Regions from separate parts of the Homo sapiens genome. Here region 2 is linked to region 1. Evidence: chromatin loops called from intact Hi-C (ENCODE). Cell type or tissue: OCI-LY7. All regions are shown on one strand. Each heading gives the region's core, and the rest is flanking DNA. Links, peaks and the distances in the headings are about the cores only. Region 1 holds the start of LOC124904213 (a long non-coding RNA gene). Region 2 holds the start of LOC124904214 (a long non-coding RNA gene).

Region 1 (15,471 bases), core at 7,919-10,418:
TATAAAGGGGAAATCGTCTTTCTAAAGTATCTACTGTACTTTAGGAAGTACAAGAAAAGATCACTCTAGAAGGTAGGTCTGAGAAGCATGAAGAAATAGTGAACAAAGAAAATGATCAGCATGTGGGTAATTATAAACCAACAATGACTGTATAGAATGTTTAGATCTAATTTGTGGAATTGAAGCTAAAATGATATAAATAGAACATGGCCAACAATAGCATGTAAGTATTCTAAGTTTATTACATAATATAGAAAGGTGATTTGCCATTCAAGAATCTAGTTGACAAACAAACTATACAAGTTATTTTGGACAGAGGGAACTTAATACAGGGAACTAGTTATATCATATACAGCCAAGCATCATGCAAAGGACAACCCTGTGTACAAGTGGCAGAATTCCTCTTCTCAAAGAGGTTAGAGTCAGGTGTGTGTGTGTGTGTGTGTGTGTGTATGTGTAAATATATAATGTATGTATATATAAAAGGGACACCTTGTATGTACCTGTATGTATGTGTGTCTACACATACCAGAGTGTATGTGTGTATATATGAACATTTTCAAACATACTGCAAAGTTGAATTTTACACTGAGCACCTATATACCCATCACCTAGATTCTGCTAATCTACACACACACACGTGCCTAAGTATAGAGAGGTAAAAAGAGAGGTAAAAAAAGAAAACATAGGGATAGGGGAAAAAAATTAGAGCTGGGATTAGTAGCAGAAAAAGTTGAAATAATAGAGGCAGATGCCAGACCATTTGAAAGGCATCTCTACCATGCTACAAATTTGTACTGTATTCTGTAGCAAATGAAGATCCATTGAAAAGTTTAAATCAAGAAACTAACAGCACTGAATCTGAATTCTAGATTTAAAAAAATGCTGGCAGCAGTGTTTACGTTGAATTAAAGAAATACTGAACTTGTACGCTGTGGCAATAAAGATGAAGAAGAGATACAGATTTGAGACCTATTATCAGAGGTAGAATCTATAAGGCTTGGCGACTTACAAACTTACAATGAAGGTTGAAGGTGGGGAAAAAAGGTTTTAAAAAGTCAGGTTTTACTTATAGATTACTGGGGTCATGCACTAACGGGGCAGAAAACACAGAGAAAAATTTAGAGATAGCTGTCCAAGAAAAGAAGAGTTCAATTTTAGACATGATAAGAGGCAAAGCCAACAGGACATCCAGGTAATATCCAAAAGGGTGGCTATAAACTATCAGATGAAGCCCAGAAAACACAGCCTAGCTGGAGATACAACTTTGGAAGTCACCAGAAAATAGGATATGATTAAAATTTCCTTAGGGATAAGATTTCCCAAGGCCAGAATAAGGAGTAAATACTGAATTTGTTAGCTTCCCCCAAAACGTGTAGAGCAATAAATAGATTGCTGTTTCTGGTGCTTTTAGTATTTTCTCTAAAACCACAACTCAGCAGTTGGCTTACAAGATGAAACAGAGTTCTAGAACACAGGAGCAATCCCGATCCTTCTTAGAGGACTTCTGACTACTTAAGGTCTAGCCTTACCCTGATTCCTTGATTGTGTTGGAGATTAGGAATATGGTTTAATTCTTGAGTCTTTACTTCTCAGACCCAGGAAAGCCTCCTCAGACTTTATTTTACATCCAAATGGGGTTTCATGTTCAAACTTAGATGGCCTTGGATACCTCATGCTTTTTCTCAAGCTATCAAAATACCATGTTCACAAAACACCCTAGATAGGGTACATATTGTCTGTCCCTCTCATTCTACAAATGAGAAAACCAAGGTCTCGACAGGTTCCAGGTGGTATACACCACACAACCATTTAATAGTGCAGCTGAATGACATCTCAGATGATATAACCTTTGGTCTTTATTTTATAGCAAGCTGGCTCTCTATGTCCAAAATTCATAAAGTGGTACTTGAATAGCCAGGATATCTGCTTAAGAAACACTGTTTACTGCATTAAACAATTAAAGAGGAACTATACTAATAGCTGAAATAAACTTAGCCAAATCTAAATTAATAAGGTTAATATACAAAATCACTAGCTTACTATTTATCTATATTCTTAACATACTTCTTCCTATAAGTCTCTAAGTTACTATTTTAAAAATAAACTGCTCCAGAATCTTGCCATGTGTTACCATTATGTTAACTTTATACTTCTCCTAAAGTCCAACTTTCTTAAAGAAAGATACTTTACCTTTTACAGCCCTCTGGAACCTACTCAGGTTGTAATGAATGCTGAATAATTAAAGGAGGCTTAATTGGTTATTTTATATACTTGCGATAGCCCTTGTCATATATCACCAACTGAACTAATTTTGGTAAATATTTTATAACTAATACCACCTCTGGTTTAAGCTTTCTTAATATGTTACAGAAATAGGCAGGGTTAACACTGTGAGTTAGAATAATTTTTTTTTTTTTTTTTTTGAGACGGAGTCTCGCACTGTCGCCGGGCTGGAGTGCAATGGCTCGATCTCGGCTCACTGCAACTTCCACCTCCTGGGTTCACGTGATTGAGTTAGAATAATTTTTAAGGTAAAACAAGCAACCTAGGTATAAAAATTGCAGAACTGCCTCTATCTGAAATATCTTAATGTTTGAAAACTGCACCTATCATCTCCTAGTAGAGAAGACTTCTTCATTCTGTACATAACTCTGTACCTAGGGCATGCACTGTTCTTTTGTAAATTCTCCTTAAGATGGTGCTGCTCTATTTTTATTTCCTCTATGACAATAATGTATATTAACTACTACATACTTGTTAGACTGGTTAATAAAATATATTAACAATACCAAGTGCTGGAGAGAATGTGGAACAACTAGAATTCTCATTCACTGATAGTGGGAATGAAAAATATCACTACTCTAGAATATATTTGGCAGTTTATTTCCTTCTTTTTAAAGACCAGGTCTTGCTCTGCTGCCCAGGCTGGAGTGGCATGATCATGGCTCAATGTAGCCTCAAACTCTCAGGCTCAAGTAATACTCCCACCTCAGCCTCCCAAGTAGCTGGGATTACAGGTGCACACCACCATACTTGGCTAATTTTTAAATTTTTTGTGGAGATGAAGTTTCACTATGTTGCTCAGGCTGGTCTCAAACTCCTGAGCTCAAACGATCCCCCCACCTCCACCTCCCAAAGTGCTGAGATTTTAGACATGAGCCACTGTGCCCAGCCATCTTCTTATAATGTTAAACATATGTTACCACATGACTCAGCAACCCTACTCTTCAGTATTTACCAAAGTGAACTGAAAACTTTATTCACACAAAAATCTGTACGTGAATATTTATAGGAGCTTTACTGATAATTGCCAAAAATTGGAAAACCACCCTAACGTTCTTTGTGAATGGATAAATTATAGTACATTTATACAATCAACTATTACTCAGGAATAAAAAAATGAACTACTGATACACACAACAACTTGAAGGAATTTCAAAGGCAATATGCGGAGGGAAAAAATTCTCAAAAACTTATATACTTTATAATTCTATGTACATGGCATTCTTCAAAAGAGAACTATAGTGACAGAACAGGTCAGTGGTTGTCAGGGAATATAGAGGTGAAGAAGGGTGTGACTACGAAGAAAGAACATGAGGGAGATGTATAGGGCATTGGAACTATTCCTTTTTCTGAATGTGGTGGCAGTTAGATGAATTCATCTTAAAATTCATGGAAAGGTATACTAAAAATATATATACAATTTTACTACACATTAACTTTTTTGGAAAATATATCATAAAAAGAATTCAAGTATTAGGGAATCTATACATTTAATCTCATGATTTTAAAGACAAGGAAACAAATCCAGGAGTGCAAAAGAGCAACTTACTAATGATCACACTATTTAAGTGGGCAGGGCAATAGTAAAAAAGAAAATTAAATCTTCATTTCTATTCATCCAAGACCACAAACTGTTCTTTAGTCATGAACAAAGTTCCCTCAATACAGATATATTTTAGGAATTTAGAAGAATTTGCTAAGATTAACCCCACAAAATCCCAATATTATTAGGTATATTATATTACTAAATTAGTAATTCCCTTCTGAATATTTCAAATATTGAAGAAAATATTCACCAAATTAATAAGTAAAAACCAATCTAAGTTTGGTGGGGTTTGAAAATATAAGAATGGTACAAGAAAAGGAAATAAAATGAAAACAGAGACTATACACTACCCAAATTATTATCTATACTTAATAAAATATTAAAAAATGTTCTTATAGTCTTCTTCAGTGATGACATACTTAAAGAAACCAAGATTCAGGAAACCGGATCTTTCTCAAACGAGTGTCAGGTTCCAACTAAGGCTTAGATTACTACTCCATTTTAGAGATCAGTAATCTTTTTTCATAAGGTACATTTAGCCTCAGCTAACCATCACTGTAATTTCCACATAGAATGACAACAGTACCCCATTAAACTATTTTTATTTCTAATCAAACAAATTATATATTTATGGGGTATAATGTGATGTTTCATTACATTTATACATTGTAGAATGATCAAATTAGGCTAAGGTATCTATCACCTCAAATATTTATTTCTTCGCAGTGGGATTTAACAACCTTTCTTTTAGCTATTTTGAAATATACAATACATTGCTATTAACTATAGTCACCATGCTGTGTAATAGATCAACAGAACTTATTCCTCCTGTCTAACTAAAACTTTTTAACCTGTGACCAACAACTTCCTCTTTCCCATTTACCCATCCTCCCCCTCCCCAGTTCAAGCCTCTGGTAATCAGCATTCTCTTCTACGTCAATGAATTTGTCTTTTTAAGATTCCACACATAAGTGAGATCATTAGCTATTTGTCTTTCTGTGTCTGGTTTATTTCATTTAGCATAAGGTCCTCTAGGTTCATCCATGTTGCAAATGGCAGAATTTCCTACATCTTTAAGGCTGAATAGTATTGCACTGTGTTTATATACCATGTTTTAAAAATCCATTTGTCTGTTGATGGGCACTTCAGTTGTTTGGATATCTTGGCTATATAATGCTGGAATGAACATAGGAGTGCAGACATCTCTTCAACATGCTGATTTAAATTTCTTTGAATATATACCCAGAAGAGGAATTGCTGGATTGTAAAATAATCCTATTTTTAGTTTTCTCAGGAACCTCCACACTGTCTTCCAAAGTGGCCATACTAATGTTACAATACCACCAACAATGCACAAGGCTTCCCTTTTCTCCATATCCTTGCCATCACTTACCTTCCATTTTTTTGATAATAGCCAATCTAATACACATGAGGTGGTATCTCATCGTGGTTTTAATTTGCATTTCTCTGATGGCTAGAGATACTGATCATTTTTTTCATATTATCTGTCGGCCATTTATATGCCTTCTTTTGATAAATGTCTACTCAGGTCCTTTGCCCATTTTTTAAATAAGATTATTTCTTTTCCTTGAATTCAGTAGTTTGAGTTCCTTACTGACCCCTTATCCAATATATAATTTATAAATATTTTCTCCCATTCTTTGGGTTGTCTCTTCACTCTGCTAATTGTTTCCTTTGCTGTGCAGAAGTTTCCAATTTGATGCAAACCCATCTATCTATTTTTGCTTTTGCCTCTGCTTTTATCCAAGAAATCACTGCCTAGACCAATGTCATAGAGCTTTCCCTCTATATTTTCTTCTAGCAGTTTTATAGTTTCAGGACTGACATTTAAGTCTTATAAACGTATAAGGTAAGATAAAGGTATAAGGTATAAAGGTATAAGGTTTAAAGGTATAAGGTATAAAGGTATTACGTATAAGGGTAAGATAAAGGTTCATCTTCCTTCTTCTGCATGTCGATATCCAGTTTTCCCAACACCATTTATTGAAGACTGTCCAGTCCCCACCGTGTGTTCTTGGCAGCTTTGTCAAAAATCAATTGATTTGAATTGCGTGGGTTTATTTCTGGGCTCTCTTTTCTATTCCATTGGTTAATGAGTCTATTTTTATGTCATTATGATGCTGTTTAGATTACTATAGCTTTGTAATATTTTGGAATTTGGTAGTGTGATGCTTCTAGTTTTGTTCTTTTTGCTCAAGATGGTGTAGGGTCTTTTCTGATTCCATATAAATTTTAGGATTTCTTTTTCTATTTCTGTGAAGAATGATGTTGGGATTTTGATACGAATTACCTTGAATCTGTAGATCACATTGGGTAGTATGGACATTTTAACAATATTAAGTCTTCCAATTCATGAACACAGGAGATTTTTCCATTTATTTGTACCATCTTCAATTTCTTTCATCGTTTTCTATATAGAGCTCTTTCAATTCTTGGTTAAATTTACTACGTATGTTTTATGCTATTAATGAGATTGTTTTCTTAATTTTATTCAGATATTATATAGTTAGTATATAGAAATGATACTGACTTTTGTATGCTGATTTTGTATCTTGCAACTTGACTGAATTCCTTTATTAGTCCTAACAGCTTTATGGTGGAGTCTTTAGAATTTTATACATATATGTAAGATTGTGTTGTTCACAAACAGACAATTTCACTTCTTCCTTTCCTATCTGTATATCTTTTATTTCTTTTTCTTGCCTAAGTGCTCTAGCTAGGGCTTAACAGTACTATGCTGAAAAGAAGTGTTGAGAGTGAGCATCCTGATCTTGTTCCTGATCTTAAAAGAAAAGCTTTCGGCTTTTCACCATTAAGTACAATGTTAGTTGTGGGCCTGTCATATATAGACCTTCTTGTGTTGAGAAACATTTCTTCTATACCTAATTTGTTCATAGAATTTTTATCACGAAAAAATGTTGAATTTTCTTAAATGCTTTTTCTGCTCCTATGGGGATACTCTTATGGGCAAAAATCATATGATCATCTTTAAAGTATTTAGAAGATGAACAAGAAGCTCAGAGTATCATGGGCATGATGAGAAAATAAAAAATTCATTTCCTACTACTCTTAAGAATAAATGAATACATTTATTTTACAAATAACTTTCTCAAACAATCAGACCTTGACATTACAATAAGGAATATTTCAGAGTTTTATAGTTTAAAAGTTCATCTGATAAAAATCCTTATTTTACAAACAAGAAACTGAAGATTCAGAGATTATTATTACAGAGGTGAATTAAGAACAAGTCCCTAGCCGGGCAGGATGGCTCATGCCTGTAATCCCAGCACTTTGGGAAGCCGAGGTGGGCGGATCAACAAAGTAAAGAGATCAAGACCATCCTGGCCAATGTGATGAAACCCTGCCTCTACTAAAAATACAAAAATCAGCTGGCTGTGGTGGCATGGAGCCTGTAGTGCCAGCTACTCGGGAGGCTGAGGCAGGAGAATCACTTGAACCCGGCAGGCGGAGGTTGCAGTGAGCTGAGATGGCACCACTGCACTCCAGCCTGGTGACAGAGGGAGACGCAGTCTCAAAAACAAAGAAAAAAACAGAAGTCCCCTAACCACTTAGACAGTAATGATTTACACAATGCAGACTTAAATTTTGTCCCTCTTTCCTTCAGTCATTTGTTCTGCTTACTAAGCTTATGTACCCACAAGACAACAGGAATTAGTCAAACACTTCTGTTATAAATCCACTCATACCTTTCAGAACTGAAAGCAAAGCACAATGTCCTTGAAATCTTCTTGCCAGACCTAATCTAAAATAAATTCATGGGATTACCTTAGTGTGCAAGGTAAAACATCTAAAATTTTATGGCAAACTGACCTAAAATTAATGACATTAATTTTAATCCTCTATGTTGTGGTTGTTGCTTTTAGATTGTTAAGTTAGTAAAATGGAAAAAAGAGAAAATGACTTATTACCAAGTTGTGTAAATATGCCATTTGCAAACAGAATTTTTTTAATAAAATAAAAATTTGACGAACTTATCAAGTTTATTCTAAACAAACTGAAGTATTAAGAAGTCACAGTATAAAGTTATATTTCATATATCATCTGCCCTCCAATTATCTGAAATGTCAGTATTAAAAATGGTCAGTATAAAAAGTTTCTGGCTTTATCATAAAACTTTTAAGTCTTTGTTTTCTAAGTTATTTAATGTTTCAAGTGTCATAATAATTAGGCTTTGATACTAATTCTAAAGACTAATATAAGATGCGATTTGCTGGGTGTTTTTCTATTTTGAGATATAATATTCCCAAGTAAGCATCTACTATGTTTCAGTTTCTGTAATAAGCCTTGAAAATAGATGAGTGAACACATGTCCCTCCCTTCAAGGAGGAGACAGTTTAGTGATATAACATGTACAGAAATACATTACAATGCAACAATGAATGGACAAAGTAGCACAGAGAAGATAAAGCAGAGAATGTCATGGAAGGTTTTATGGTAATACCTAAAAATTGTTTTTTAAGGGTGATCAGGAATTTGATAGGACTTAAAGGAGGTAATTTCTTTATATAAAACAGTAGGAAAGACAAATTCAATCTAAAGTGATAGAAGATGGATCAGCGGGTTCCTATGGCCAGGGTTGGGGATCATGGGTTAGCTGGGAAGGAATATACGAGAAGCACTGAAGTGATGAAAATGTTCTAGATCGATTGTAGAGATGGTTAGCTGGGTGCACACACACAATTGTTAAAAATCATTAAATCATGTACTTAAAATACGTGCATTTTGTCATACGTAATTTATACTTCAATAAACCTTTTATTTTTGAGACAGAATCGCTCTCTGTTGCCCAGGCTGGAGGGCAGTGGCACGATCTTGGCTCAACACAACCTCTGCTTCCTGGGTTTAAGCAATTTTCATGCCTCAGCCTTCCGAGTAGCTGGAACTACAGGCACACGCCACCACGTCGACTAATTTTCGTATTTTTAGTAGAGACAGGTTTTCACCATGTTGGCCAGGTTAGTCTTGAACTCCTGGCCTCAAGTGATCCGCCTGCCTTGGCCTCCCAAAGTGCTAGGATTATAGGCACGAGCCACTGCACCCAGCCACAATAAAGTTAACTTTTATAAAACGAATGGGGAAACCAAATGGGCTCCTCGTGATGATAAAACTCTTCTATATCCCAGCGAATCACAAGGTAGTTATCAGTATTCTGTGAGGAGGAAAATTTCTCTAAATAAACAGCTCCAGTGCTGTTTCTTATTTTAGACCGCTCCTAAAGATGTAACAGGCAAAAAAAAAAATGTAGAGTTTGGCAGAGTTCCATGGAACAGGCTATTTCTAAGTTTATATAATATTACCAAAAAACAGCATTTTCATAATACATTATTTCCATTTATAACATAATTATAGAGTGTGTAAGAATACTAGATGAAGAGCTGAAGCGTTCTTTTTAACTAGATTGGTGATTCTGAAAAAACTAATTTGCATCTTTGGGATTATTTCAATCTAAAATTAGAAGGTGGATTTCCTATTATTTCTTTCATTTTAAAGTTTCGATTATTCTTACAAGGTTGAAATCTCTACACAGAGAGCCTCCTAATAAAAGCCCTAAATCCCAGATGTTGAAAGTGATGTCGAAAAACAAGTTTTAACAAGAACACTAAATATCAGTAGTGTTTTCTGCAACTTTTGAGATGGTAAAAATTTAAGGTTCTTAGCCAAATTTATGTATTTTCTTAATCAAAATTAAAATTACTTACATCTATTATTTATTAGCTAATCACACACGTTCTTCTAAATTTTCTACCATGCTATAGGTGTATTACTCTATACACTCTCACACTCTTTTTCTTTGCAAATAAAAAAATTGACAGTTACAGAGATTGATAATGTCTTGAGGCCTTGGCTTAAACTTAAACGTAAGTTTTTGTATGAAAAGTTATAGAAAGACTATACATACTGATGGGTGAATATTGGCACAAATATAGAATTTTTTATCTGGAAGGATATACAACAAAAAGTAATGTTACCTTTAAGGAGACGGTCTAAGAAAGAAAGAGGTGGGTTTTCAATCTTTATTTTCTGTACCATTAAAAAAATTCCAACATAAATATTTATTAATTCTATTGTTTAAAAATTATGTTTTTATATTGAAATCATAGGTTATATTTTCCTCTTATTTTCTATAAAGAAAATAAAAGTAATGTGTAACAGTTTTTTCTATTATGTTTTTCTTTTTTGAACACTATGCCTAGTAGTTTACTTGTTAATTCAGTTGCTTAGAGCACAAAGAATGAAGGCCATAGGTTTGACTAATTACATTTGCAAATAATAAAACTATCTCTTGTTCAAAGAACACAGTTTTAACTTTAAGTCAGCTGGCAAACTTGTGCTGTTGATTACAGGATGAATCACGTAAAAGCATGTGATTGACTCAATACAAAACATTAATACTGGAGACTCACTCTAAGTAACGTCCTACTGATAGAGAGTAAGAGAGAATACATTAGGGTTATTAAATTCTAAGTAAACATTTCAATTTCCATACCTATCAACTCCTGCCCTTCTAAACAGAATATAAATAAGACCTTAACCAAAAGAGAAAAAGTCTCTCTACTTTCAGAAAAGCTAAAAACTATTCATGTCCCCAAACTTACTATTTTCTAAAAAGATACATTTTTTTTATTAATATACCATATAAACATCAAATAAAGCACTACTATACCTGTAATATCTTCTGGATCTGATACAACAATATGTGCATTTAATTCCTGCAGCTTGTGATGTAGTTCTTCTAATTTTTTATTTGATTTTTTCAAAATGTTGTCTACATAAGCCAAACTTTTTTTATCTGTTGTGACTTTCCTCAGATTTTCAGCTCCTTCTTTGATTTTCAGTTCTTTCCTTATTTCTCTCTTAATTCGATCCTTGATATCATCCAATTTCTGCTGCACCATTGTATCTGAAAAGTCTAATTTTTGAACAGCACTCACATTCTCAGAAAACGGAAGACTTCGGGAATCCCCCTACAGAAAAAATAAACATACAAATGTGGGAGTTTAGGAGAGTTGGCTGCTCAGTAAATATGCAGTGTTTTCAGCCTAAGAGAGTCTTTCTTGATTACATTACATTTAACTATATTTAATTATCTCCTTAATAAGCAATAGACCAACTACTTACTGACTTTTATTATAACCATACAAAATCATAAATTCAAGAACTCACTGGCTACTAAGTAGCATTACTTGACAAATACATTTATATTAAAATAAAGTGAACACATCTACACACAAAGGCTGTGTAAAGATAGCGGATTTTGGTATCTTAGGAACCCAGGTTAGATCCCAACCCCTACACTGTGAACCTTGAGCAAGTTACTTAACTTTTCAAATACTCAGTTTTAATAGTCTACAAAATCTAAATAATAATAGTAGCCACCTTTTAGAGATACTGTGATAATTCACAAATATTGTAAATGAAGTTCTAAATACAAGTACTGGGTCACTGCAGTCACTTAATAAATAAAAAGTATTATTAAATTCTATAGGTAAACACTAAAAGCCCAGACTTCATCACTACATAATATATTTATGTAACTAAACTGCACTTGTATCCCTTAAATTTATACAAATAAAAAAATTCAATAGGTGAATCATTTTATCTTCTGTAAGAAACTTCTTAAAAATAAATGAATATTGGCAAAATAGATACCTTTATGACCACTTTTTAGTTAATGAATTAAATGTACTAGGGCTTGGGAAAACTATATTCAGAACTCCATTTATACAGTTGTTCTTTGGTATGTGTGGGAGGTTGGTTCCAGGATCCCACATATACCACAATCTAAAGATGACCAAGTCACTTATATAAAACGGTGTGGTATTTGCATATAATCTAAATACACACCCCATACTTTAATCTCTAGTTATTTATAATACACAATACAAGTGGTATGTAAATAGTTGCTATGCTGTATTATTTGTATTATTTTTTATTTTTTTTTTCCCCTAATACTTTCAATCTGCAATTGGTTGAATCTGCAGATGTTGAATCCACAGATATGAATGGCCAACTGTATACTTCAAGGCTAAGTACTCCAATTGGTAATTTGGTTGACTCAGTACAAAAGCATCATTACTTGAGAACACCTCTAAATTGTGTTCTATTGATGGAAGCTAAGACAATACACAGTACAGTCACCTTAAAATGAAAATCCAATCAGTTAAGCACAGCTAATCTATATTTACAACAACTAAAGTTATGTTCTAGCTATTTCTATATCATTTACTGTTTCAAAGTCCATTACTATAATACCATTGGATTTAAAATGTTTAAATTCTGAAACACAAGAAACCAAAGATAATGGTTACCTCTAGGGAGGAGATTTGAGTTTATGAAGGACATGGAAAAGAAAAAGACACACTGTGCAGCCTTTTTGTACCTTTGAATCACAGACCTAATTAATGCAAAGATTTTCTTTAATTTTTTGAGAATTCCTCACACCCATATAAATAAGTTGATGCAAGTACTTTCTACATTCATTCTTAATTTCTAAAAATTATGTATCATGCAAAATAGTGAAAAGGGTGAGCTTATGGGTGATACGGGATCTCGTCTTGGTTTTCATATCAATTTACCTTGTGCCTGCAGGTATATTATGCAAAATATGAAGTAGTTGATTTCTATAAATCTCTTTTTTTTTCTGGTAGAGATGGGATTTTGCCATGTTGTCCAGGCTGATCTCAAACTCTTGGCCTAAGTGATCCTCCCACCTTGACGTCCCAAAGTGCTGGGTTTACAGGCATGAAACACGTGCCCAGCCTGTTTCTAGCTAAGAATTCCTTTGAAACGCCAACAAAAAATAGTACAAAGAAAATTTCATGTTGTTATGTATACTTACCAGGTTCCACGGATCCTAGGTTAAGAATTCCTAAAACAGGTAATCTACACCTGTTAGAAGTTGTATTTCTGATCTGTCACTATACAGATAAACAATGATCTTCTACCTGAGCCAAAATGCTGTCTAGATTTTTCACTATTTATAATGGAATATAAGTCCTACGATCCATTTGGTTTCCAAAGTTTAAGTGTCTATCCTTGGCAAGTTGTCAACAACACTAGCACATGTCTATTGTCAAAGAATAAAATCCCAAATTCATATTGTCTAGTTTCAGGTAAAGTGGACTGAGGCAAAAAATGCTTAGATAAAAAATAGTTTAAGCTAGTTCCATTCCTCCAAATATTTTTGTTTCAATCCTTACACATTTATCAGAAAACACTTTATGAACTGCTTTCGCAGATTTGTTCTTTAATATTATGTCCAAAGCCAGAGGTCTGCAAAATTTCCTTGTTCATGGTACTCTTAATATCTCAGGAAATTATTCCTTATTTCTCATAGGCCAGAAGAAATACCTAACACTTTCGTTTACTGCCTACCTCAACTCCCATTTCTTTCCACTTTGTTCCTTAAACTCCAATCATATCAAATTATAAAACTTTACTTCAAGAAATCATCTCTCTTGGCTCAGCCACTAAGCATGCTTCACCTTTGGTATGCACCATCTCTCCTTTCTCCTGCAGTTATCTCTTTCAAGTATCTTCTTGACCCTGTTAACTTTTACTTTGTTTCAAAGATCAAGAACAACTCTTGCTGGGAAACAATTTCCTGTCCAAAGCCTTTCTTTAGAATTTAGTTGAATGCCTCTCCTGTGTGCTCTGATATTGTGTACCTTATTGAAACAATTACCCCTTTTTTTTATCTGACCACTCTTCAAAGACTATGAGCAATTTGAGGGCAGGGCTTATGCTTGGCAGATTAGTTTGGTTTTTTTTTGTTTGTTTGTTTTTTAATGACTTGTCCATTATGTTATTTAATATTCTTCCTTTACAATTAAGGAAAACCTGCCACTGCTGAGGAACTCATGCTTCCCTCTATCTGATAAAGAGAATTTGGAGAAGAGGCAGAGTCAAGATGGCTGAATAAGACTCTCCAGCGATTGACTCCCCACAGAAACATAAATTTGAACATGATCTATGCATGAAAGTAACTTCGCAAGAGCCAAGGAACCAGATCAGAGATGACCATATCTGGTTTTAGCATTACTAAGAAAAGATCAACTGAAGAGGGTAGGAAAGACAGAGGTACAATGCCTGAATCACCTCTCCCCCAACTATAAGCACAGCACAGAGAGAGACACAGCCCACTTGGGGTAAGGAGAGGGAAGTGAGTGCAGGACTTTTGACTTGTAGCTCAGCACTGGGTCTGCCGTGGTGAAACCCAACACCAGGCAGAACCCCATGCCCCTTAACCCCAGACCAAGCTAGGCAGACAAGGACCCATCCCGATACTATGTGGAAACCTGTGGCCTCAGTATGACAGACTTGTGTTCTGGCATCTACAGTAGCCTCAAGCCATGAGTGAACTTCAGCAGCAGGAAGGCTACAGTGGTATGGGCCTGATTGGTGCCCCGGGGATGTAGTAGTCCTGGTGGCAGGACTGGGACCCCATTATTCTTCTTCCAACCCTAGGCAGCACAGCTTGGAGAGTGCCTCCATCTACTGGGGGAAAAAGAGGGATACAAAAGCAGTACTTTGATCTTGACTCAGTGACAAGTCTGCCATGGTAAGACTCCACACTGGGCAAAATCTGATGGCCCACTGATCCCAGGCTGGCACCCAAAGACCGTGCCTCTGAACTCATTTCAGTGTCAGGCAGAGAGACATGGCCTCAGTGGAATAGACTCAGGGGTACATCACTACTGTCTGTCTGCAGTGGACTTGAGCCACAAATAAACCTCAGCAGCAGGCAGGCTATAGTTCCATGGGTCTTGGGCATATCCCTGTGCTGTGCTTGTCTTGGCAGCTATGGTTTTCAGGTGTGAGCTAGCATTACGGTGGCCGTCCTGGCCACAATACTGCCTGCTCCACCCCTTCCCTCAACCCCAGGCAGCACAGTGTGGAGACACTGATGCTTGAAAGAATGAGAGGGGAACAGGTACACAATGTTGCTTTGGAGCATGCCATGGTGAGGCCCAAGCACTGAGCAGAGTGACACAGTGCCTAACGTGTCCTGGCCCCAGTGGAAACTCACACACCCAGAGAGACACTCCAGTCTCTCCCCTAGTCAATCTGGGCCAGAACACAAACCAACTGTGAATTCACTGCAAACCTGGGCTTACGGTGCCATCTAGTGCTGAAACAGTGATAGTGGCCAAGGGCTCAAAGAACACAATAATCGCCCTGCTTAGAATTTCTGGAAGAACAGGAACAAACCACCACCAGGCTTTGAATGGGGAATAAACAGCTAATCCCTCAATGTTCAGATGTCAGGGCAGGCCAAAGGCATGAAGAATATTCAGGGGTCGGGCACAGTGGCTCACGCCAACAACTGGGAGGCTAAGGTGGGTGGATTACCTAAGGTCAGGAGTTTGAGACCAGTCTGTCTAACATGGTAAAACCCTGTCTCTACTAAAAAATATAAAAATTAGCCAGGAGTGGAAGTACATGCCTGTAATCTCAGCTACTCAGGAGGCTAAGGTTGGAGAACTGCTTGAACCTGAGAGGCAGAGGCTGCAGAGAGCCGAGATCATTCCACTGCACTCCAGCCTGGGCAACAGAGTGAGTGAGACTCTGTCTCAAAAAAAAAAAATTTTAAG
Region 2 (15,471 bases), core at 4,251-6,750, 50 kb before region 1:
TGCCTGGTCTCTATTACATTTCTCACAGTGCTAAATGGAGGCCTTGAGTATTAATTTACAGATCAGAGAGGTAAGAAAAAGCTAAAATGTCTACACTATGTTGTAGAGCAGTGATTTCCTAATAACAAGTGAGGCACAGATAATTAAATCAGATTCAGTTGTGTGGAGCGAGATGAGAGTAGGTAAGGAAGACATTCTCTCTCTTTTTTTTTTTTTTTTGAGACGGAGTCTCTGTCGCCAGGCTGGAGCGCAGTGGCGCAATCTCCGCTCACTGCAACTTCTGCCTCCCAGATTCAAGAGATTCTCCTGCCTCAGCCTCCTGAGTAGCTGGGACTACAGGTGTGCACCACCACATCCAGCTAATTTTTGTATATTTAGTAGAGACAGGGTTTCACCATGTTGGCAAGGATGGTCTTGATCTCTTGACCTCGTGATCCGCCCACCTGAGCCTCCCAAAGTGCTGGGATTATAGGCATGAGCCACTGCACCTGGAAGACATTTTCTTTCTTTTTTTTTTTTTTAAGATAGAGTTTTGCTCTTGTTGCCCAGGCTGGAGTGCAATGGTGCAACCTCAGCTCACCGCAACCTCCGCCTCCCAGGTTCAAGTGATTCTCCTGCCTCAGCCTCCTGAGTAGCTAGGATTACAGGCGCTTGCCACCACACATGGCTGATTTTTGGATTTTTAGTAGAGATGGGGTTTCACCATGTTGGCCAGGCTGGTCTTGAACTCCTGACCTCAGGTGATCCGCCCGCCTCAGCCTCTCAAAGTGCTGGGATTACAGGCGTGAGCCACTGTGCCTGGCCCTGACATTTTCAAATTTATACCTGCCCTCCCTTCTCAGATTCTGACCTGTATCTATTTGGGAATCACTGTATTGACTAGAGTGTGTTGTATTCTTTGGGTATGCTGCAGCAAAAAAAAAAAAAAAGGTTGAGCAAACCTCCTTTTCAGTTTTAATTATTTTCATTCATCCCATTAATACTTAGTGAATATGTATACTAAGTGTCTTCTGTGATAGAGATACAAAGATAAGTAACATATGGTCCTGCTCTCAAATAGTTCACAGTTTTGCTTTGGAAGACGGAAATTCTGGGAGACAGAAATGTAAATCAATACTGGCAATACAGTGGCATATACAATATGCACAATGACACAAAACAGAGAGCTGACCAATTTTTTTGTAAGGGAAAGGTAGTAGGAAGATCAAAAAATATCATAATTGCTCAAATTGGGTTTTGAGAGCTATATCTAAAGATTAAAGGAGAGGACAAAGTCATCAGAGGGGAAAAAACATACAAAGGTAAGGAAGTATATAGTACATCATAGGGATAGGAAACAGTTTCATATAGTTAAAGCCTAGAATATAAGTAGAAATGCTGTGAGAAATAAGAATGAAAACATGGGCAGAGATAAGTCATGAGGAGCTTAGCATGACTTGGAGTAGAATTTGGTCTTTAACTTGAAGTTACAGGCTGGTACTAAAGGGTTTCGGTGTAAGGAGGGGTAGGGATTGGATCACATCAGGCAGTACAGGCTGAGTATCCCTAACCTGAAAAGCTACAAAATCTGAAACTTTCTGAGCACAAATATGACAATGAAAGGCAATGCTCATTGGAGGATTTGGGATTTCAAATTTTTCAGATGCTCAATCAGTTTGCATTTTTAAATGCAAAGATTCTAAGATCTGAAAAAAAATTTGGAATCTAAAATACTTCTGGTCCCAAGTATTTCAGATAAAGGATATTCAACCTGTATAGTTGCTAAAAAGAAAAGCACTGGGATCAAACTGCCTTGCGTATGCATGCACACTCAATAAATGTTTGTAGAACAAATAGGTTAAATCTTAATCCCACACCACTTAGTAGTTCTGTGACCGTGAGCAAGTTATTTAACTTTGCTGGGTCTCAGATTGCTCACCTGTAAAATATGTGTTAATGGTATCAACCTTGCAGCGCTGTGTGAGAATTAAAGGAGTTAATACAACTCCAGTACATAAGTCAATCTCAATATGTCGCCTTTTATTATTATTGTGATATGCAATGAAGAAAATCTACACTGCCAAAAGGATAGACTAGAAATAGAGACAAGTTTGCTAACTCTAATGAAGAACAAAAGCCGTGGCTTCAGACAGACTTGACTTTGGTGAGAGATGCTTGTGTTGATTACTGGCTCCACCACTTTCTAGCTGTGTGGCCTGAGAAAACTAACTGAAACTCCTGGAACCTCAGTACTCTCTAAAATAGAAATAATTGTATGTATATCATAAGATTATTGTGAGGATTAAATTAGACACTATACATAAGGTTTTTTGTTCAGAACCTATAATGGCAGTAGAAACTTCAGTTTAACATATGGGAGGGTGAGGAAGAACAGATTCTGAACACAACTTATTTTTCAAGAATCTTGTCTGTGAAAGAAAGACCTATCAATAGAGCTAGGACGAAGCAAAATAAAAATTTTTAATGGGAGGAATGTGAGTATATCCAACAAGAATAAGATATCAGAAGAAAGAAGTGGTTAAAAATATAGGTGCTAATAGGGCTAACTTATGAAACAAGGCTATAGGAGACTAGAAAGAATGGAAACTAGAGGGCAACTTGAATGATCATAGACTGTAAACAGGAAAGAGAGAGACTTCGTTCTCTGAAACCAAGGAGGAAGATACAAAAAAATTAGCAGGTGATAGGAGAAAGCTGAGGTCTGATGGTCTTAAATCTAATCTATAAAACAAAAGCAAAGGAGTCTGACGTGGGGTAGAAAACTTGAAGAGACAGGCAAAAGAAAAGTTGCTGGTAATGAAATAAAAATGTAAAATGTGGGATAACTTTTACAAGCCTAGCTAAGATTGAAAACTAAAATTTGCAGTAGTAAATGTGATCATTCAGGATATAGAGCAGAGAAGCAACATTCAGGATATAGAGTAGAGAAGCAGAATAGAAATTATTTGCTATTGGGAGTTTCCACAGCAGGTAGGTATAAAGATAAGGTCAAAGGATGCTGTGGCAGTATCAGTAAAGAAATGCTTCAGAGTAACATTGGTTTTAGGGTAAATAGAGAAGAAAATTAAGTTTGGAAGGGGCTGATAGCATGAAAATATCCTGAAGAATCAAGGAAATGGAAATATTTGATCAAATATCTAGCTTTGTGATAATAAAAAAAACAGCTAGAAGAAAAACAATAACAAGAGCTATCGTTTACTGAATACCATTATGTACAAGGTATTATCCTAGGTGCATTAATTAGTTAGCTAATTAATGAAAGGGTTTCACTCTGTTGCCCAGCCTGGAATGCAGTGGCATGGTCTCAGCTCACTGCTGTATTCAACTCCTGGGCTCAAGTAATCTTGCCTCAGTCTCCCCAGTAGCTAGGACTACAGGCTTGTGCCCCAAACTTGGCTAATTATTCTAGGTGCTTTCTGTAGTTTATCATTCAGGACAACAAGAGAACTGGTGAAAGGCTGGCATATTGATTTTTTTTTTTTTTTTTTGAGACAGAATTTCGCTCTTGTTGCCCAGGCTGGAGTGCAATGGCATGATCTCGGCTCACCGCAACCTCCGCCTCTCGGGTTCAAGTGATTCTCCTGCCTAAGCCTCCCAAGTAGCTGGGACTACAGGCATGTGCCACCATGCCTGGCTAATTCTGTATTTTTAGTAGACATGGGGTTTCTCCATGTTCGTCAGGCTGGTCTTGAACTCCCAACCTCAGGTGATCTGCCTGCCTCAGCCTCCCAAAGTGCTGGGATTACAGGCGTGAGCCACCGTGCCCAACAGGTATATCGAATTTAAGATTTCAATTTGTGTAGCACAGTTCATTTAAAATGACAAAGGAGTAAAGGTATACCAGAGTTCAGGAGTTCAAAGAAGTTTAAATAGTGGTATATTATATGGGTTGTTTACATATACAGTCCACCCTCTGTATCTGTGGGTTCCTTATCTGTGGATTAAACCAACCACGACTGAAAATATTTGGGGAATAAAAGGATAGTTGTATTTGTACTGAATATGTAGACTTTTTTTTCTTGTCAATATTCCCTAAACAATACAGTATAATAATTTATATAGCATTTACATTGCACTGGGTATTATAATTACTGTAGAGATGATTTAAAGTATACAGGAGGATGTGTGTGGGTTATATGCAAATACACCATTTTATATAAAGGACTTGAGCATCCATGGATTTTGGTACAGGGAGAGGGAGTCCTGAAATCGTTCCCCATGGATACCAAGGGACAACTGTATGCAGATATTTTAAATCCCTCATAATGATGGCAAATGTTGGAAGGAAGAATAAAAGTCATCCTTAATGAATATCAGAGAGTACCTGATGTTCAAGAAATAACAGAAACAAAAAAGAAAAAAAAGTAGGCAATTCTATACTGCTGACCTATGAACAATACAAGTTTGAAATGTACAGGTCGACTTATACGTGGATTTTTTTTCAATAAATATACTGGAATCTTTTTTGGAAATGTGCAACAGTTTGAAAAATCTGCAGATGAATCACATAGCATAGAAATATCAAAAACATTACAACAAAGATATGTCATGAATGCATATATGTAGATACTAGTCTATTTTATCATTCACTACCATAAAATACACAAATCTATTAGAAAAGGTTAGAATTTATCAAACTTACACACAAACACTTACAGACCATACATGGCACCATTTATAGTCAAGAGAAATATAAACAAACATCAAGATGCAATATTAAATCATAACTGCATAAAATTAACTGTAGTACTGTACTACTATAATTTTGTAGCCACCTCCTAATGCTCTTATGGTGAGCTCAAGTGTCAACAGTATCCATTTAAAACACTATGTAAATCTAATTATTTCTGCCTGAGCAGTTCATCTCTCTAGTAAATTGCATATGGCAGTAAAAGTGATCTGCCTCAGTTCTTGCATATTTTTCATGGTATTTAATGCAATACCATAAACCTTGAATAATATTATGGAACCCTTACAAAGTACCACTAGTGATGCTGGAAGCGCTCCCAAGAAGGGGAGAAAAATCATGACATTACAAGAACAAGTTGAACTGCTTGATATGTATCCTATATATTGAGGTTTGCAGTTGTAGCTTCTGCCATTTCAATATAAATGAATCCAGAATAAGAACCACTGTAAAAGAAGAAAAGGAAATTTCTGAAGCTGCTGCTGCAGCTAAGACGGCAGGCACAAAAACCTTGTATTTTTTGCAAAATAGACTGTCTATGTTATCAATAAGGCTTCTGGTCCACAGTAGACTATTAGTATTTAAGTTCTGGGGGAGTCAAAAGTGTTATGTGGATTTTCGAGTACATGGGTTGGAAATGTAGGCTTGTGCTCCCTAGCCCCTGCGTTGCTCAAGGGTCAACTATACAGCTCATAGTCTCAAAGAAGTCATATAGCCCCAGAGGAATACATGACATGTTATTTATTTATTTATTTATTTATTTTTTGAGACGGAGTCTCACTCTGTTGCCTAGGCTGGAGTCCAGTGGCACGATCTTGGCTCACTGCAACCTCTGCCTCCCAGGTTCAAGCGATTCTATTGCCTCAGCCTCCCGAGTAGCTGGGTTACAGGCATGCGCCACTATGTCCAGCTAATTTTGTATTTTTAGTAGAGACGGGGTTTCTCCATATTGGTCAGGCTGGTCTTGAACTCCCGACCTCAGGTGATCCGCCCGCCTCGGCCTCCCAAAGTGCTGGGATTACAGGCGTGAGCCAACGCACCCGGCCGACATGTTATTTTTAACAGCGGTGGAATCTGGAAGCAGCAAAGGAGGGGTAAAAAAGATAAGTGTTACAGCTTTGTTACAAGTTAAAAAACAGTATCTCAGATGAAACAATACTCCCAGTGTCAGACAGTTTATAACATGTAAAAAATTAAAAGTATCTTTGTATTCCTACTCTTGTTCTGCTATATTATAGTGCTTTACTCCCCATTAAAAAATCTGTGACCAGGTATGGTGGCTGCATGCATTTTTATCCTTTTCTAGGGAGAAAGCATCTTTCTCACTGCCATGGTTGCTATGAGAAATAATTTCCCCATTTTCCCTAAATATCTGGATAGGTCTTTACCTCAATACTCTTATTCAAACCTCAGAATCTGTTATCTGATAGGAGACTCTGGAAGACAAACTGGACATGAGGAACATAGCCCATTCCTTCTTTTCTGTTGAAAGCCAGGCTGTTCAATGGAAGTAGTTTGCTCTTTTCCTCCCTGCTTTAAATTTTACACAGATCGGGGCCTACAGTGATCCAAGAGACTGGACATAACCCCACTCTTGCTGCATACCCAGCCATACTCTCAAAAAACAGCTTATTTTTTCAGTAATATGGATATTTTATTTTCCATTAGTCATTTCTTTGTTTCTCTCAACTAGTTCAAAACCTGGGCAACTCCACACACACAGCTTTTTTTTTTTTTTTGAGACAGAGTTTCACTCTGTTGCTCAGTGCAGTGGTGCAATCTCAGCTCACTGCAACCTCTGCCTTCTGGGTTTAAGCAATTCGCATGCCTCAGCCTCCTAGGTTAGCTGGGATTACAAGTACCCACCACCATGCCCGGCTAACTTTTGGATTTTCAGTAGAGACAGGGTTTCATCATGTTGGTCAGGCTGGTCTCAAACACCTGACCAAGTGATCTGCCCACTTCGGCCTGCCGAAGTGCTGGGTTTACAGGCATGAGCCACCACACCTGGCCCACACACAGCTTTAAATTGGTTACTTTAGTGTCTCATTCTTAAGAAAGCCATGGATGGCCACACATTTGCCCAAATATACAATATGATAAGCAGACATCTTAAAAGAGACCTCAGAAGTAGTAGAGACAATTCAAGAAGAAAATTTAAAACTGATATTCTCAGTTTTAAGAGATGGTATTATCTCCATGAGAGAAAAACAGGGTGTTGTTTTTCAAAAACTAAACAACAAAAATGAACTTCTAAAAATTAAAAATATGACATCAAATGTAAATTTTTCAGTTGTAAAAATTTCCTAGAAAGTAGAACAAAAAGACAGAAACCATAGACAAAAGAAAATCACAGGATCAATCTAAGAGGTTTAACTACCAAGAGAAAACACTAAAAATGGACATGAGAAAATTATCAAATAAATAACTCAAGGAAATTTATTGGATCTGAAACAAATAAGCTTTCAAACTGAAAGTGCCACACAATATCCACCAAAAAGAATGAAAGATACCCAAGTAAGATACACTACTGTGAAATTTCAGAATCCCGGGGAAAAAAAGATAAAATCTTAAAAGTTTTTAGAGATCTAGCAGATCTAACAGATCATGATTAAATATTAAAAATCAAGGGAGACACAGAATTCTCGACTGTAATACTGAGGCTAAATAATAATTACACAACTCAAAATTAATGAAAGTAATTTCCAACCTATTAGGTTGGTACAAAAGTTATCACAGTTTTTGCAATCAAAAGTAATGGCAAAACCGCTATTACTTTTGCACCAACCTAAAAGAATTCTATACTCCAAGTATGATAGTAGAATATACATATTTTCAGACATATATCATCTCTAAAACTTTATTTCATTCACCCTTTTCTCAGCATGAAAATGAAGGATATGATTCACCAGCATGAGGAGGTAAAGCAAGAAGATGGAGTGATCCAAGACTCAAGTGATCCAATGTAGAAGAGAGTTCTCAAGATGATAGTAAAACAAAGTCTCAAGATGAAAGCTGTGTAGCAGCTATATAAATTGGAGCAGAAAGATGTAAGGCCCCAGAAAGGATGCTTCTAATGGGGAAGAAATGCGGACTAATACATAACCAAGCATACCTGCTTACATAGAGTTGTTTCAGAGTCCTTCTGGAGCTTTTGGGGATAAATAATAGGTATGCAGAAAACTAAGCAAAACAAAACAAAGAGGTATTTAGTGGCCCTAAGGGAGGAAAAGGTATTAAAAAGGAAATATAATCACCATACAGAACTTGGTTCATCTATGGACAATCTTTATAGTTATAATAAACACTAGATTACTGATTTAACATAATTATTTGGGAGAATGAGAATAGGAGTGCGGTGGTTTAAAAGTTAAATTCCAATCTTCTTTCATGTAGTGTGAGTCAAAAATTTCTGAAAATTAGAAACCAATAAATGAAAAGTCCCTTGGGTTCTTATAATCTTATTTTGTTGTTGTTATTATTATTATTATTATTATTATTATTATGAGATAGAGTCTTGCTCTGTCGCCCAGGCTGGAGTGCAGTGGCGTGATCTCAGCTCACTGCAACCTCTGCCTCCGGGGTTTAAGCAGAGTCTCAGCCTCAGCCGCCCAAGTAGCTGGGATTACAGGCGTCTGCCACTGCACCCAGCTAATTTTTGTATTTTTAATAGAGATAGGGTTTCACTATGTTGGTCAGGATGGTCTTGAACTCCTGAACTCAGGAGATCCGCCCGCCTCGGCCTCCCCAAAGTGCTGGGATTACAAGCATAAGCTACTGCACACGGCTAACTTCTTATAATCTTGTGACTTGCCTTACCTTGCCGTTTCACTCCTGTCATCATACTGTCATACCAGTAACTATAATCCTTCCACAATCTCAACTGTCTGCATCTTTCTCTCTGAACATTATCTCCTAATATTCTAGTTCACTCTCTCTAATACTTCAACATCCACTGATATGACAATCCCACTGTTAGTCCCAATCCATGAATCCTACCACCTTTTTACTTGTCCTAACTGCTTCTATACTCTCTTTCCCTCCTTTCCCAGTGATCGGTCGACATTTTCTATAGTTCTGCTCTTAACAACACTGAAATCTGCTAAAATTGTTCTAAGCTTTGGTTCTAAGGACAGGGCTCTTCTCTGTTTCTAATATTGATAAAGAACTTCTACTACTATGTTAGTAACGTTATTCTAAAGGAAAGGTGCAAGGGAAAGAGTTAACAGGTCTTAGTGTAACATTTTGTCATTTATTTCAATCTCTCATGGGAGCTTCATTAAGCTTTTTATAACAGGAAGGCTGAGGGAATTCAGGAAAAATGAAAAATTGCATAGCTACAAGAAAATATAAAAGAGTAACCCGACAGAATAGAAAGAACACAGAGCTGGTAGTAAGTAGACTTCATTAAGAATCCTGGATTAGGCCAGGCACGGTGGTTCAGGAGTGTAATCCCAGCACTTTGGGAGGCCGAGGTGGGTGGATTACCTGAGGTTGGGAGTTCAAGACCAGCCTGACCAACATGGAGAACCCCCATCTCTACTAAAAATACAAAATTAGACAGGCGTGGTGGTACATGCCTGTAATCCCAGCTACTTAGGAGGCTAAGGCAGGAGAATCACTCGAACCTGGGAGGCAGAGGTTGCGATGAGCCGAGATTGTGCCATTGCACTCCAGCCTGGGCAACAAGAGCGAAACTCCATCTCAAGAAAGAAGAAAAAAAAAAAATCCTGGATTATACCCTACGCTAGTTACTTAGCCTGAGGGCCATAATTTCCTTAGTTTGTAAAATGGAGCTAAATTATACCAACAATTTAAAAACGTTTTTTCTAATAGCAAAATCCAAATGATATTTTACATAAAATCCCAAAACAACACAAAAGACTGTGTTGCGTCCTGAGACAATTCTGCAGAACACTGAAGCTCCACAGAACATAATTTGAATTTTTCTAGATCATTCTAGATCTAGATCATTTCTAGAATTATCCTACAACTCTAAAAAGAACCATGAATTTTTTATCTTGAAATGAAACAGTACAGACGACTTAGTTCCCGAATGCCATAGAAGACAAAGTTGACATATGAGGCAAAATGCTGGAAACAAACATGTCAGTTTAAAGCAACATTTTCTATAAATTTTTTCTTCTCTTTTTTACTAAGGCCGCTTGAAATGTTTCCATCTATGTTTTTATAAACATTTTTTATAGTCTATAAATACAAAGGATAAAAGAATAGAAAGCACATGAAAATGTAAAATATACTATGTAAACAGAAGGACCTATTTTAATAGGGAATGTGGTTTCTGCCAAGGAAAAGTTTATAATCAAATTAGGGATAAGAAAGATGCCTCTCAAGAACCTAGAGGACCTGCTTAACATGCACAATGTCTTCCAAATTTTAAAAGGAGCATTATTCCAAAGTGGGAAAAATGCCTGATGCCATTGAGGCGAAAAACATTTTCAGGTGAAGATTACAATGGCAGGGAAAGAACAAATAACAGTTATCACAGTCTTTTATTGTTCTAAGCTTGTAGTTTAGGTAATTTAAAACCATATTATCTCTTCCAGGCACTCTTCATCTTCTGCTGTTTCCTCCTCTGTGCTACTGTTATCTTTCTATCTCATTCAAATCACCAGAGAGAAAAAGAGCATCCATTTAAAAGTTAAGACACTGAAGGTCTAGTACCAGTCCTGAAATTTACTGGTATGTAACTAACCTGGATCTTGGTTTCCTCAACTACAAAATAATGGCAAGATTCTAAATTACTTGTAATTTCTCTTTTCAATATAAAACTTTATTAACAATAACCTTGTTATAAGAAAAATCTCCTAGCTAGTCATTTTCCCTCTAATAACAATTCTTTAAGTTTCATTTTGATATTACTCAGTAATTACCTTAAATAGGCTCGAAATGAAAGGAAATGACATTCAACCAGGTAGTTCTCCATTCTCAAATCCCCTTTCATAATATTCAAATTCATAGCCATACTTCAAACCCCAGGTTAAAAGAAAGAATATCCCTGAATGGCTTAAATGTACCGGCAATGCAAGGTATTTTACATATACTACTCTTGGTTTTTCATCCTAACAGTTCTGTGAGTATTACATTCCTACCTCCACTTTAGAGACTGCAAAACATTGAATGCTTTAAAAATGTTTTGGTGATTACTGTTCTATCCTCTACTTTTAAAACTGGGAAAGAATTAAAATTGAATGCTTTCCCAGTTTTAAAAGTAGAGGCTTAGAACAGTAATCACCAAAACATTTTGAGAGCACACATAGTTAAGCATTGTAAATCTGCTTTAACATAATTAATTTTTAGAATAACATATATACCATCAACCTAAATACCAAATAATAAAAAAGTTTAGTATCTTTCTTAGTTTTTAGATAAAATTACGATTACGTTTTAATATTTTCCTCTCACAACCCAATGAATGGACTTGAATCTAAAAGTTACCACTATGGATTTAAATCTACTGTGGACCAGGTTAACTTCTGATGGGTTCTATGGCCACAGACTGAATTCTAGCTATTCAAATTATTCTTGAAAGACACAAACACACAGAAGGCTGGGTGACCAAGCCTAATAGCTCATTTCAAATATAGCTCGAGTAAGATAACCTACACATGGTGAGCCAGAAGAATCGCCTTAGCTGTTAGCGCATTAAGATCACCAATATGCTTCAATATTACACCTTACTGATCTTTAAGTTTGCTATGAATGAAACATTTTCAAATTACTACACAAATGAAAGATCCTACAGCAATCTGATATTCATCTCTATATTAAGGTAGATTTATGCATAACTCATTGAATAAGAAATGTAAAAAAAAAATCTAAGTTCTATTTTTATTCTTGTTAAGAATACAACTTGTTGAAGCCTTCTAAAAAATATAACTCACATTTAAAATGAATTATAATTAAAATTCAAGTAAAATGTTAGTCCTCTTACCCTGTCCAGTTCCAGTGTAAACTTCTGGTCCCATGACTGATTGGAAATGGGTTTCCAGCTAGTTTGGCCAACCACAGTATTATCGAGCTTCAAAACAGCACAGACATCATCTGTAATTAAAATTTACAAACTTGCTTAAAAACTTTAAACCTTTATAAAAAACAGAAGTACTGCTGTTTGATTAGCAATAAAAGTCTTAAGACCCTTTGAAAATAAAGTTTTTCATAATCAATATTAAAACTTTTGAATCTTAAATGGCTAGTTTTACAGATACATATACTCCTACTAGACACTCCCAAATTGTTTGACAAAAACACAAATAGTGACTGCTATCTCTTTTGTTTACATTGGCATGTGACTGAAAGAACAGATAAATAGTAGTTGTTTGCCACACTGTTTGTGTGAATATCAATCAGTTTTTCTTTCTATATCTTATATTTATAGAGCTTGTTTCCTTAAACAATTCCTTATTTTCTTATTTTTCTTAAAGCCTCTCTCTATACACATGAAAGCACAGGCAAATTCACTTTTGTATTCTACGGTAGGCTGAACTGTCACATGCTTTTCCCCCCAGTTATACATCTACATATAGTTTATGCTTATACTTCAGAATTTCTCCCCAGTGCTTTCCAAACCTCTTGCATTTTACTCTCCTCAAACCAACCCCTACCATCCCCCATCTCAGTGGACTACCAGGCTACTATCTCAGTAAACACGTCTGGATCAGCAGTTAGATTACCAAAATTTCAATGTTACTATTAAAGTGTCACTAAACCATTAAAAGAATCAAGGCTGGAGATGGTGGCTCACACCTATAATCCCAGCACTTTGGGAGGCTGAGGTGGAAGGACAGCTAGAGCCCCTGAGTTCGAGACCATCCTGGGCAACATAGTGAGACCCTGCCTCTAGAAAAAAAAATTAGCCAGGCATGGTGGCATATGCCTATAGTCCCAGCTACTTAGGATGCTGAGGTAGGAGGATCACTTAAACCCAGCAGGTTGAGACCTGATTGCACCACTGCACCCAGCCTGGGCAACAGAGCAAAACACTGTCTCAAAAAATAAAGAAAAATAAAAGAATCAAGATACGATTCTACAAGAAGGACCAGTCTCATAGCTTCTGTATACCTTCAGTTTGGCATAAGAGTGATGCTCAATATTTCATTCTTCCAAAAGAACTAATGTCATTTGTCATTAAGTTTTCTAATGTATCTTCAACAAAACAGAATTTGTTGCCTTTTTGTTTCCTGACATCACAGGTTTTAATATTTTTTAATTAAATTATAAAAACCATAATTTTAAAGTGTTTTGTCCAACTTGAACACTTCATAAATCCCTTGTATAAGCACTTTAGTTTGTTACATGATTTTTAAAAATCTGGTTACTGAACTGGACAAGTCATCGGTTTTTAGAAGATTTCGACTACTTCCGCTTTTACTTTTACTCGTTCTGCTCATGAAAGATGATCTGGTTTCACTTGGACTCCAACCAGGCAGTGCAACTGATGTTGCTTTTGACCGTCCAGGGACATTCTCTAGGATATCTTGGCAGCCCATAAGACGAACTTCCAAAGTACCTGTTGGCAAACATAAATATCAGATAAGAACATCAACCCTTAATCTATGGAATCCTTAATCTAAATCTCTTACCTATTCAAAAAAAGAAAAAAAAAATCTGGTAACAAAAACTCTTCTCCCAGAGGATCTATGAGGTAGCTATCATCTTTCCTATTTTAATTAGAGAAACCATTACAAATTCTTTAGACAACTATAAGAAATTTTATAGAAAAGAACAGCACCTCCTGGCTGGGCACAGTAGCTCTCTCGCCTGTAATCCTAGCACTTTGGGTGGATTGCCTGAATTTAGGAGTTTGAGACCAGCCTGGGCAACATGGCAAGACCCTGTATACTAAAAATACAAAAAATTAGCTGGGCGAGGCGGTGTGCGCCTGTAGTCCCAGCTATCCGGGAGGCTGGGGCACAAGAATTGCTTGAACCCAAGAGGCAGAGGTTGCAGTGAGCCAAGATTGCACCACTGCATTCCACCAAGACTCTCTCTCCAAAAAAAAAAAAAAAAAAAAAAGGAACAGCATCTCCCAAAAGTTGTCTGTATAGAGGGCATAAAAGAAAACAAGTTACATAAACTATGTTGGTAGAGGTATGGGAGGAGAAACATAAAGCTAAATAATATGCCACTAAAATGGCACATAAAAATTGGAAATAAGGAAGTCTCACTATGTGAATACCAACTATGTTTAATAGTTACGTAGTTAACACAGAAAAGAACTTTACAGGGTTTTTGTATAACTAAATAAATGTGTTCTATTTGATGTAAAATGACATTATCTTTCCATTCTGTTAGTTTAATTAGCCAAAAAATCATGGGTTGTAATTAAACATAAAATAACTTCAATTTATTTAGGCAAATAAATACTAAAGGTGTTCAAAATGAAAATAAAGAACTATGAGTTAGGTCCTCTGGATATATGGCTTTGTCATTATTTGGGCTAGACACAGTATACTAGAATTTAAATAATGCTTCCGTATTAACATTTTAGATACTGTACAATGAATAACATTTTAGGAGGAATATTTCTGGTAAAAGTTGTCCCATTAATTTAAATAACTACTTAATTTTACTTAAAGTTTTAAATTGTTTTTAATAACACTGAAGTACTTATATATTTCTATCCAAGTAGTAACAAACAAAGCTTCCCAATTCAAACTACCAAAAAAAGAAAATCAGACAAAATATATGAAAAAGGTTAAAGACGAATAGTGATCCCTGAGAGATGGGAAACAAATGAGATAAGCCCTAAGATTGCTCCAGCTTACTGTCTTAAGGGTTTCTAGGACACAGTGCAGGGAGGGGGAAACTCAGGCGGAGCCAAGTTGAAGAGACAGAAATAAGAGTACAAGGAAACCAAAGCAGCTAGAGTTCACAAGGCAGTTAAAGCTGTTCATAGAAAGAACTCCTGAGATGGTCAGAGGGTTTTCAAGTATTCATCAAAGTACTAATCAGCACCTGCCTATGAAGAAAATATCTGAGGCAGGGGAAAGAACCCACTGAAAAAGTTAGAAAGAACAATACTCAGTGCATATAGGTAGGAATAGTGTTTGTTACCACCAGCCAGGCTTGAAAATCTCAATTCATGAGGCACTGAAGAAAATATCCAGAAGAGTCTTGCCCCAGCAGTAGAGAATAATTACCCCTAAACTAAATGATGCTTGTTTCACATAACAAATCTTAAAAGCAGTACCCAAAAGGGTCATATTGTTTCCAAGTAACTGTGTCCTAGAACAAAGCTCAAGAACATTTATAGAAATACAAAAATATTCAGCATCCAGCAAGGTAAAATTCACAATGTCTGCATCTACTCAAAGATTACCAGGTGTATTTGCTTTCTATGGTTGCGTTACAAATTATTACAAGCTTAGTGGCTTAACTGACATAAATGTTAGGGTTAGAAGGCAAGGACATCAAAACAGTCAATCTACTGAAAATGTGGCACAGACACATGGAAGAAATGAAAAAGACTTAAACCAAATTTCTAGTGATTAAAAAATGGCAATATCTGAGATTAAAAAAAAAATACACTGGATGGGACTGCAGGCAGATTAAACATTGCAAAAGAAAAGATTAGTGTCCTTGAAGACACAGCAAAGAAATTATCAAAAATAGAAGACACTAAAGAAAGACTTGAGAATAAACAAAGAACAGTGCATATATTAACTGTGAGTTTAACTTCAAGTGGCCATATATGTGTAACTGAAATTCCTCATTAAGAGAGAGCAGAAAGAATCGGAGACACAAAATGTATTAGAAAAAAA

The links. Hi-C counts contacts between places; a loop is a spot of excess contacts. Peaks named below come from ENCODE experiments on the same cell type or tissue, not always from the same donor. Only the 100,000 strongest peaks of a DNase experiment are listed, where the experiment ranks them.
Region 2: it touches region 1 in a loop (5-fold over the local background); 5 of 110 quality-filtered maps call a loop at or near these places.

The regions. Positions count from the first base shown.
Region 1 is chr1:88,736,359-88,751,829 of GRCh38, reverse strand. PKN2 (protein kinase N2) reads right to left here. Exons shown (of 22, transcript NM_006256.4): 2 at 10,542-10,842. LOC124904213 (a long non-coding RNA gene) reads right to left here and starts at 9,982. Exons shown (of 2, transcript XR_007066210.1): 1 at 9,847-9,982; 2 at 6,923-9,089. In OCI-LY7, for the core only: no CTCF peak of the experiment used is centred there; no DNase peak of the experiment used is centred there.
Region 2 is chr1:88,782,385-88,797,855 of GRCh38, reverse strand. PKN2 (protein kinase N2) reads right to left here. Exons shown (of 22, transcript NM_006256.4): 7 at 13,032-13,217; 8 at 11,643-11,752. LOC124904214 (a long non-coding RNA gene) reads right to left here and starts at 8,221. Exons shown (of 2, transcript XR_007066211.1): 1 at 7,803-8,221; 2 at 1-5,761. In OCI-LY7, for the core only: no CTCF peak of the experiment used is centred there; no DNase peak of the experiment used is centred there.